Linked DNA regions of Homo sapiens: region 1 is linked to region 2. A link is a loop called in an ENCODE intact Hi-C map of the cell type or tissue named here. Cell type or tissue: PC-3. All regions are shown on one strand.

Region 1 (2,500 bases), 420 kb after region 2:
TGGGAGGCAGGTTTGCCCTATGCAGTTCTCAGCTTGACTTTCCCTTTGGCTTAGTGATTTTGGGGTCCCAAGATTTATTTTCCTTTCACGCTAATCAGTTCCTCTCTAGAGTTTTACATATGGAGGCGAGATGTGAGAAAAATTATGGCTGACATGGGGGCTAAGTCAGATTGATTTGTTTTAGACAAAAATGAATTTTATATCTGAATATTTTGGAGAAAATTCATGCAACTCCTATCTGCATAATAAATTCACTGCCACAGTGAACTTAAATGTCACCTTGGCCGGGTGCGGTGGCTCACGCCTGTAATCTCAGCACTTTGGGAGGCCGAGGTGGGTGGGTCATCTGAGGTTGGGAGTTCAAGACCAGCCTGACCAACATGGTGAAACCCCGTCTATACTAAAAATACAAAATTAGCCAGGCATGGTGGTGCATGCCTGTAATCCCAGCTACTCAGGAGGCTGAGGCAGGAGAATCACTTGAACCTGGGAGGCGGAGGTTGCGGTGAGCTGAGATCACACCATTGCACTCCAGCCTGGGCAACAAGAGCGAAACTCCATCTCAAAATAAATAAATAAACAAATAAATAATGTCACTTCCATCAACATATGAACTGCACTACAAGATAATAGTGAGCCTTTAGACTTTTGGGAAGAGAAATACCAAATAAAAATAAGATGATACATAATCATTTTTATGACTCCCACTGAAATTTTCTTTTTTGCCTGGATGAAAACAGTTGAAGCAATGGATTCTCATAATGAGTAAGAGAATCGGGTCAAATGAACCCGTCTCCAAGGAGATTTAAAATGCTTTTCAAACCCTCTTGATAGTAACCACGATTTATGCATTTTCTTTGAATTCTATTATTCTGGGCCCAGCTTGCCGGCTTGTCTTACATCATTATTTTAGACTAAAGCTCCATCTTCTGGAGAAGGAATGATATATAACAACTACTCAACACATTGACTAACAGTCAAACTCAATTTGGAAGTTCCTGAGATGGTGTCTTTCTTAGTCATCTCAACAATTTCTCATTGGCAGCTCATTTTTCCCCCTCTGGAAAGAATGTCATCTCAGTGGGGCATGGATGCTAGATGGAAGCTATTGATCACCTTCCCATTCTTGAGGGGAGATTCATAGCCTACTTCTATTTTTATGTTTATGGTTTCTGCAGCAGGAGACTGATTGGAATAATTCCCCTCCCCTCTGCATGTTCCTCGTATCATTGAATAGGTACCGGGTATTATTTTCATATTCTCTAGAGAAATCTATTTATCTGCAGCTCTTGCTATATTTTATTCATATGGTCTATTCTGAAGCTCCTTTTGAATGCAAATATTTTATTTTATTTTATTTTATTTTGAGACAGGATCTTGCTCTGTTGCCCAGGCTGGAGTGCAGTGGCATAATCAGCTTACTGCAGCCTCAACCTCCTGGGCTCAAGTGATCCTCCCATCTCAGCCTCCTGAGTAACTGGGACTACAGACATGCCATTACCCCTGGCTCATTTTCGTATTTTTTGTAGAGGTGGGGTTTTGCCATGTTGCCTAGGCTCCTGGGCTCAAATGATCCTCCCTCTTTAGCCTCCCAAAGTGCGGGGATTACAGGTGTGAGGCACTGTGTCCAGCCTGAATGTAAATATTTTAAGGGTTTAGGTTAATGGTATATTTTTGAGAGATTAAAAAATGGTCACTTTTTCCTTTTTTTTTTTTTTTTTAAACAAACTAAATTTTTTAAGAATAGTTTTAGCTGGGCACAGTGGTTCACACCTGTAATCTCAACACTTTGGGAGGCCAAGGCAGGTGGATCACCTGACGGCAGGAGTTTGAGACCAGCCTGGCCAACATGGTGAAACCCTGTCTCTACTAAAAGTACAAAAATTAGCCAGGCATGGTGGTAGCTCCCTGTAATCCTAGCTACTTGGGAGGCTGAGGCAGGAGAATCATTTGAACCCGGGAGGTGGAGGTTGCAGTGAGCTGAGATTGCGCCACTGTACTCTAGCCCAGGCAACAAGAGTAAAACTCCATCTCAAAAAAAAAAAAAAAGAATAGTTTTACATTTTACAAAAATTGTGAAGGTAGTACAGTGTCCTCATACATCCTGACTCAGTTTCCCCTGTTAGCTTACATTAGTGTGGTGCATTTGTTACAATCAACGATCTAATATTGATGCATTAACTAAAGCCCATACTTTATTCGGACTGCCTTAGTTTTTACCTTGTGACAGATTTCCTGTTCCAGGATCCCATCAAGGATACCAATTACATTTAGTTGTCATGTCTCTTTAGGGTCCTCTTCGCTGTGACAGTTTCTCAGAATTTGTTTTTGATGACAGTTCTGAGAAGTACTGGTCAGGCAATTTGCAGCACGGCCCTCTACTGAGATTTGTCTGATGTTTTTTTTTCATGATTAGCTGAGGTTATGGATTTTTGGAAGAAAGATGATAGTGGTAAAATGCCATTTTTATCAAGTGATACCAGCGCATACTGTTGACATG
Region 2 (2,500 bases):
GTTTTATATGACTGGAAGTGGAGGAAAACCAGATATCCAGGATCACAGTGATGTTTCCCACAGTTCCCTGAATTGTTTCTCAGTCTTAACATTCTTTCCCCATGAAAATCAGACCAAGTCACTCTGCTGCTCATAAACCGTCAGTGGCTCCCTATGGCCCACAGGATAAGGCCCAGTTTTCATATGGTGTTCAGTAGCCTGCATGACTCATTTTGACCCTTCCAGCCTGAGTGTCACTGAGAATATCGAGTCTATTCACTAAACAGCTGGCCTTTGCCTGGCACCCTAGTTCATTGCTGTCACTCACACAGGCCCTTCTGCCAGGAAAGGCCACTGCCTGTCTCTCGCCTATCTGGCTGTGGCCCAGTCCTCTGTGACAGGCCAAGTCTCAGCAGCATCTCCCCATGGAGGCCATTCCTGGCCTGCGGAACTGAACACACTGCGTTCCAGAAGTCTGAGCACGGTTTTCCATTCTAACAACTTCCGAAGTATGAATGCCATAAACTTAACAAAAATTAGCATTTGAAATTTTGTGTAATTTTCCTTTACACTTACTTAGTTCTGTGATTTTGAAAGACTAGATTTTAAATTTAAATTTAAATTTTTTTATTTCAGTTCCTCTGACTGAAGATGGTGAATAATGACTAAAAATGAAAGTTAAATTTACAAAGCTAAGTAAGTGCCAAGGATTTAAATAGACTTCAAAATAATTTTAAAAATAAATTAGTAAAACTATAGAGTCCGAAGATCAGGGTTGCTAGGAGTTCAGCGGGTGGGAGGGGATAAGGGGTAAACGGGAGCCCAGGGAACTTTTAGGGCAGGGAAGCTGCTCTGTGTGACTATGTAATGGTGGATGCATGTCATTATGCATTCGTCAAATCCCATAGAACGTACGACACCAAGAGTGAGGCCTAATATAAACCATGGGCTTTATTTAATAATAATGTGTCAATATTGGTTCATCAACTGTGACAAATGTACCACACTAATGCAAGATGTTAAAAATGGGGGAAACTGGGCAGGCGTGGTGCCTCATGCCTGTAATCTCAGCGCTTTGGGAGGCCGAGGTGGGTGGATCACCTGAGGTCATGAGTTTGAGACCGGCCTGGCAAACATGGTGAAACCCTGTATCTACTAAAAATATAAAAATTAGCCGGATGTGGTGGTGTGCGCCTGTAGTTCCAGCTACTCGGAAGGCTGCAAGGCAGGAAAATCGCTTGAGCCTGGCAGGCGATCTCACCACTGCCCTCCAGCCTGGGCAACACAGCGAGAATCTGCCTTACCAAAAAAAAAAAAAAGATTAGTGGATGAAACAAGACTAAAACCTGGTTACAGCGGCTAAAAATTTCAGCCAGACAGGGGCACTTTAAATATTCAAACAAGGTCAGCGAGCACCCTTAGAAAACACAGGAAGTGCCTGCGGTTCCTTAGTTATACCAGCAGGTGGAGCTCTCCCCCCACCTATGATCAAGGTACTCAGGCAATGGAAACAAAATTAAGTTTAGGTGTAGAAAATTTTCTGCTTCTTCCCTGGGATCCGGCAAATATAACAAGGGGCTATATACACACCAGGTGTTCAACACATAATTGAGTCGAAAAACAAGGCTCAGATGCATTATATAGAGAGAAACTGGAAAGGACGTGGATCCTTGAATGCCAGGTGTTCGCATTCAGGCTCCCTGTCTCAGTTTCCGTCTCTGAAAAATGTCAACAATAATATTCAAGGAATTATTGTTGGGAAGATTAAACAAGTTAATGAGTAAAACAGTTTTTTAGAGTGTCTGGCACTTTCAAGCCCTATATAGGTGTTAGTAATTATCAGTTTATTTCTTTTTTTAATGAGACAGAGTTTCGCTTTGTCTCCCAGGCTGGAGTGCAGTGGCACAATCTCGGCTCGCTGCAACCTCCGCCTCCCAGGTTCAAGCGATTCTCCTTCCTCAGCCTCCTGAGTAGCTGGGATTACAGGTGCCTGGCACCACGCCCGGCTAATTTTTGTATTTTTAGTAGAGACGGAGTTTCGCCGTGTTGGCCAGGCTGGTCTCGAATTCCTGACATCAGGTGATCCATCCGCCTTGGCCTCCCAAAGTGCTGGGATTACAGCCGTGAGCCACCACTCCCGGCCGGTTTATTTCTTAAGCTGCTTTGTTGAGGTATACCTGATATACAACAAACTGCACATATTGTAAGTATACAATTGCCAAGTTTTGACATATGTATGTACCCAAAGGTTTCCTTGTGGTCCGCTCTTGTTCTTTAGCAATCACTGACCTGTTTTCTTTCACTGTAGATTAGTTTGGATTTTCTAGAATTTTATATAAATGTAATCATACAGCATGCACGCTTTTTAATTCAGCTTCTTTCACTCAGCATATTTATTTTCGTTTCATCCACATTGTTGCGTGTATGAAGCTCGTTTCCTCTGGTTGCTATGTGGTATTCCATTGTATGATTATACTAGTTTATCTGTTAATGGACATTTGGCTGTTTCCAGTTTTGGGGT

Evidence for each region. Peaks named below come from ENCODE experiments on the same cell type or tissue, not always from the same donor. Only the 100,000 strongest peaks of a DNase experiment are listed, where the experiment ranks them.
Region 1: it touches region 2 in a loop (9-fold over the local background); 35 of 110 quality-filtered maps call a loop at or near these places.

What each region holds. Positions count from the first base shown.
Region 1 is chr16:10,313,438-10,315,937 of GRCh38, reverse strand. No RefSeq gene overlaps it. Among named protein-coding and RNA genes, the nearest start is that of ATF7IP2, 71 kb to the left of the region's middle. In PC-3, a CTCF peak has its summit at 938 (motif pointing left); no DNase peak of the experiment used is centred here.
Region 2 is chr16:10,736,192-10,738,691 of GRCh38, reverse strand. No RefSeq gene overlaps it. Among named protein-coding and RNA genes, the nearest start is that of NUBP1, 6.4 kb to the left of the region's middle. RefSeq lists an enhancer at 935-984. In PC-3, a CTCF peak has its summit at 1,439 (motif pointing right); a DNase peak (open chromatin) is centred at 1,421; H3K4me3 peaks cover 565 bases; H3K27ac peaks cover 528 bases.